Linked DNA regions of Homo sapiens: region 1 is linked to region 2. The links are chromatin contacts, found by Hi-C in ENCODE. All regions are on one chromosome and are shown on one strand. Each heading gives the region's core, a stretch centred on a gene start or an enhancer-like site at or near the end of the contact. The rest is flanking DNA. Distances are from core to core; before and after follow the strand shown.

Region 1 (2,700 bases), core at 75-2,574, 4.9 Mb after region 2:
TGGGTTGTAATCTTTGGATGGTGACAGAGGCTGCTGCTAATTCTAAAGAAAAATCAGTTGAAGTCCATTACTGACACACCAGTATAGAAGTTCTGTGAACTTTGATTCTTAAGTGGTAATAGTCAACATCTTACAGCACAGAGTATTTGTTTTGTGGGGTCAAAGTAAAAAGTCCTAAGCTAAAAAAAAGATATCATATTCATCTCATAATCACAAAGCATTTGGGCTTCAGTAAAGTAAGGTGTGTAGGACCTATGATAAGGATCAAGTTTTTCTTTTGTATTGACAATCAGTCACGGAACTTCTTTCAGGCTTTGGATTTGTGGGCCCTTCTTAATTGGCATAGTTTTTGGTATAAGGAAAACTGCTTCATGCCTCTAGGAACCCCTCTATCCAGTTACACCCCTAACCACGAGCTCTTTTCATCATCTTATTTTGCATATCTGGCCCAGCTACGCTTCCTCACCTGGCTAACTTAACTCGCAGGATCAGAATTGATGGTTTTTCTTTTGACACCTCGGGCTTCAATATGGCACAGCACGGTACTGTTACTATTACTTAAAATCGTGACATTTTGTCAGTCATGGATTTTTTTTGCTATAATTTTGATTTTTAGAGATTGCATTAAAACTTACCTTGATTACTGAATTTTATTGGCATCCATTTACATTTTACACTTATCTCACCCTAGTTCCAGCCCTGTCAGTATCTCAGAACCTTATCCTGTATAGTACTTATTTCTTTGCAAGATAGTTTTGTAAAGCGTCCATAAGCAGAGACTGTGTCAAGGCGTCCTACGCAAATTACAGGACCTTGCACAGACAGTTGCATAGAGCTGCATAGGGGAAAGGCGGGCAAAAGGTCTGACCTAAGTCTTCAAACACAGGCCTTCATACACCGTGCCACCTCGGCCCTCACAACCCGCCGCCCGGACCTGCAGCAGAGCCCACCTACTCTGTCCTCCCAGAGGAGTAGCTCCTCCATCAGAAGCCCGCTAGAGCCCAGCGAGGACTGGCTCCTGCACGTGAGAGTCCAATCTCAAGAGCGGGAATCGGAAGTCTCCCGGTGTGACGTCTCTGGGAAGTACAGTTCCGTGATGCCGGTGGCGCCAGACTGAGCCAAGGAGCAGGTGTTCTCGGGCCCAGAGGCGCTAAGTAGCTAAAGAGGGCTGGGACGTACGTTCCGAAATGGCTGCTGTCAGGCTAGGAAAGCTTGGCCCGCCGGTCCTCCTCTGCTTTCTCCGCCTACTTGGGTCGGCGAACACTTCCGCCTTGGTGCCGCCTCGCCCCGACTTCCCAGTATGCCCCGCGCCGTCTCCCTGGCCACGGTTCCAAACAGCCGTGGCCCGCGGTGTCTGGCGCTCGGTGGGTGTGGTTGCCCCTAGTTTGAGGCCTGCCCGATTACCCGCAAGACTTGGGCAGCCCCGGGCGCCGCTCCGACCACGACAGGGAAAGGTAAAGCGAACTGTCCTCCTTGGGGCTAGCCAGGCTCCCCTGCGAGGGGGAAGGTAATGGTTTCAAGCTGCCCGGGCTGGGTTCCGAATCTCTAGGACGCCATGGCTGCGATCTCCTCGCTTTCCTGGACATCTTACCTCCGGATGTACTCCAGTCTCAGTGCCCCTCAATAAACGTTAACCTGCTTTGCCAAAATGTAAATGTTTAAAAAGGTGAAGAAGCAAGGAATTGTTCGTTTTACCTTAAGGTTAAGATTTACTTTAAAGGTAGATTTGTGCTGTAGCAGAAACTGGTGACAAATTGCCTTCCTCTTATTACCTGGGAAGATAACTACTGGTTTTCAACTTGTGATAAATACTCCTTCCGTTGTCTTTTGCCCCCAGCCAGATCTGTTTCACCGAGAACGGGTAGTTTGCACAAGGTAGTAACTTTCTCCAAGTTCCCATCTAGCTTTCTTAACTAACCTTTTTTCTCTCCTTTGGGCGGCAGTTGATCTGCTGGACACTTACTTGCCTTAACAAGGTTTGTTAAACACCTAGTATATGCCAGGAGGTATGCCAGGGATTGGGGATGCAGAAATAAAGAAGATGTGTTCGCAGTGCCCAAGTTCACTCAAACCTCGAGGGGGAGCGTGTTGTCAAGTGAACAGATAGTTCTAGAATCTAGACAATGCGACACATTCTTGGGTAGGTTTATGGTTGCGCAGAGGAGACTAATGGAATGGATGACCTAAAAGTGGACTGGGATGGGGGTGGCAGGGCTGAGTCTGTGAGGGTGGGCGGGAGGGAACCTAGTCCCAGAGTCTTCTGCAGCCTGGACCAGACTACTTAAGCACTGCTGGGTTTAGACTGTCCTTTAAAATAAGAGCCGCTAGAAGTGAACTTCTCATTCTGTCCGTCCCTAATTCTGTCCTTCTCTAAAAGGAACCTTAATCTCATCTTTAAAATAAGGAGAATTACTGAGTGACCTGAAGGACCCTTTTCAGCTGGAAAGTCTGTAAGTCCATATATTTATTTGAACAGCTTAGTATGGCCAGACGGCATCACTTTTATGACAGTGAAGGGGAAGTAAAAACAAAAGGTATATTTAGAGGCCTGCTCTGTAGTTGTTTTTCCAGCAGATTTTACTAACGTGTCTTTGGAAGGGAAAAGAAAAAGCTGGTAACTAATCTCACTGGTATTAGGTACAACTTAACTGATTCATACATTTTAAGAAGGAAAATGTTGTAAATGGGCATTTACTTATG
Region 2 (2,700 bases), core at 127-2,626:
ATTCTGGAACTAATGGTTTCTGCCTGGCAGGGAGGCCGCCAGGACCTCTGGGCTTCACCCCTCCCCACCTTCACAGGGGACCTCGCCTCAGTGGGAATGTTCTGGAGCCGGAACCCAAGGTTGGAATCCCAGCTCCTCCCCTTTCTAGGTCTGTGACCTTGGAAAAATTAAACTTTCTGTACCTCTGTTGCCTAATCTGTGAAATGGGGTAATACTACCTACTGTGTAGGGCTGTGAAGATTAAATGGAGTCATGCATTATCATCACAGGGCACCTGGCCCATCCTCAACCCCAGTTCAGACTCCTCAAAGCCCTAAGGTTTCAGATCAATGGTCAGAACCACGAGGAGGACCTGCTAAAGACAAGTATGGGGACCCACCCCCAAGGTTTAGGATTTAGAAGGTCAGGGTGGGGCTGGGGAACCCGCATTTCTAGCAGATCTCAGGAAAGGCAGTGCTGCTGGTCCTGGGACCACAGTTTGAAAACCACTGGTGTAAAAAAAGCCTTCTAAAAAAAAGTGGGATTTGATCACTAAAGTCATATGGAAAAAACTGGAAGAAAGAGGAAAAAATAAACAAATAAATAACGGGATTTTAAAGAGACCTATCCCACCGGCTCTCCTGGATGGAGAGAGTGTGGGACTCTGAGACAGACTCCCGGCTGGGCACCCCCAGGAGGTTTTCTTCACCAGAGGTTTGCACCGAGCCCACCCAGGACAGTGGGCTGAGCCTGTGGTAGAGGCTGGCGGGAGGTCTGGCTGAGGCAGCGAGGGGTCCCTGCGCGCGGGCGCTGCAGGAGTCACGCGTGTGACATCCAACCAGGAGCCGTGCCCTGAGCAGGCCAGGAAGGAGGAGACAGGGCCGCTGAATGCACACCGCAGCGGTGTGGGGAGCGGCCTCAGACACCTAAGGGTAGGACCGGCCGGCTCCCCCGCGACCCCCAGCGCCTGGGTTCTCTCCCGGCCTCCCCGAGGCGTGGCCTACCCCAGGCATGGCCCCACCCCGCCCCAGGCCGCCCCTCCGACCCCTCGTGTTTACCTCATCTCCCGCGCGCCTTTCCCCCACCGAGTCCCCCAAATCCCGGTCCCCACCTGACTCCCCCTCCCGCCGAGCCCCCAGGGCCCGGCGCCCGGCTCACTCGCCTCCCGCGCACCCACTCCCGGGCGCCCTCTCCCGCGCGCCTCCCCGACCCCCCTTGGGCCCCAGCTGACCCCACCTTCCGCCCCAACCCCGCCCGGAACAGGGCCGCGCTTACCGGGTCCCCTCCCAGGCGGCGGCGGGAAAGAGGCGGGCGGAGGACGCAGGGGCGGGCCTGCGGCTCAGGCAGGAAGCGGGAAGGCCGGGCCTCCCTGGCCCCGCCCCGGCCGGGCGGCCGGACCTCGGACGACTTGGCGCTCCGGGACAGCAGCAGACGCCCAAGCTCCGGCAGCGCAGAGCCCCGCCGGGGGCCCGGGGGGCTGGGAGCCGGGGATCGCGGGGACGGAAGTGGGGGACCGAGTCTCGCGAGCCCGGGCCCTCCTCGCAGCTGGGGCCCCACTGGCGCCCCCGCGGGAGCGCTACGGGAGAGGCGCCTATGCGGCTGCAGGTTTTATTATGGAGCTGTCAAGGTAGAAAGGTACGGAGAACGGGAACCCACCGACAGCCAACTTCCCTTGGGACCCGCCTTTTGCTTTAAAAACAACAACGACAAGTCTGTGCTTCACCCCACACATGCCTTTCGTTTTCCCTTTTTTCCCAGAGTAATTTTAAAGCATCCCAGTGGATAAATTCTCCTTTAAATACTCGAGTATGTTTAATCAGTAAGGCCTATTTTTTTAAACATTCTCATAGTATTACGGTCACACCTAACGAAATTGGCAATTCCCAGTCCGGGCCTGAGGGAGGCCTGATGGTTCACAAGACTTGGTAAAATATATCATTATATTTTAAACCAAAAAATAAATGATAAGGCACCTCCCCGTTCCCAACCACCAAATCATCCGAATGGACTTCTTCCTCAGCCAGGACTTTTAGAATTTAACCTGAAAAACTGGTTCAGGCCATAAGGGGAAGTGGAGGCCGAACATGCCTCATTATCCCTCTCCTGCATTAACATCAACACAGACTTTAAGTCTGATAAGAAACATTTTACAGCCTCTTCTCTCTGAAGCCTGCTACCCTATCCGAATACTTCATCTGCGTGATAAAACACATTGGTCTCCACAACCTCTTAACCCAGACATTCCTTTCTTTAATCCCAGGTCTTTGGACAAACTCAACCAATTGTCAACCAGAAAATGTTTAAGTTGACCTATACCCTAGAACCACCCTCCCCCTCTTTGAGTTTTCCTGCCTTTCTGGATCAAACAAATTTATTTCTTAAATGAACTTAACTTGAAGTCTCATGCCTCCTCAGAATGTATTAAACCAAGCTGCACCCCGACCTCCTTGGGCACATGTTCTCAAGACCTCCTGAAGGCTGTGTCACTGGCTGTGGTCACTCATATTTGGCTCACAATAAATCTCTTCAAATATTTTACAGAGTTTGACTCTTCCACAATAATTTGGCACCCAGCGTGGGGCCTCAGAGAAGACTCAGGACCCCAAAGGAGTTGCCTGAACTCGGAGCGAAGATACCAGTGGGGCCCATTGAAGCCTCCCAGACTTCTAGCTTCTCCCCCGATGGAACTGGTTAAGTTCTCCTGAGCCCCAGATCGCCCTT

What was found. A loop is a pair of places that touch in the nucleus more often than their neighbours do. Pooled maps may share reads with other maps.
Region 1: a loop to region 2 is called in a map of CD8-positive, alpha-beta T cell, with 19 times the contacts of the local background. The contact joins the promoter of NEK11 here to the promoter of ALDH1L1-AS1 in region 2. A Hi-C loop is called at or near these places in 3 of 168 maps with a recorded cell type or tissue (B cell and CD8-positive, alpha-beta T cell) and 5 of 50 pooled maps.

What each region holds. Positions count from the first base shown.
Region 1 is chr3:131,025,553-131,028,252 of GRCh38, forward strand. It overlaps NEK11 (NIMA related kinase 11), which reads left to right and starts at 1,325. Exons shown (of 18, transcript NM_024800.5): 1 at 1,325-1,454; 2 at 2,378-2,450. ASTE1 (asteroid structure-specific endonuclease 1) reads right to left here and starts at 1,273. Exons shown (of 6, transcript NM_014065.4): 1 at 955-1,273; 2 at 1-42. RefSeq lists enhancers at 925-1,164, 1,305-1,364, 1,445-1,634.
Region 2 is chr3:126,082,839-126,085,538 of GRCh38, forward strand. It overlaps ALDH1L1-AS1 (ALDH1L1 antisense RNA 1), which reads left to right and starts at 1,377. Exons shown (of 8, transcript NR_190231.1): 1 at 1,377-1,614. SLC41A3 (solute carrier family 41 member 3) reads right to left here and starts at 1,286. Exons shown (of 11, transcript NM_017836.4): 1 at 1,255-1,286. RefSeq lists silencers at 934-1,043, 1,084-1,633.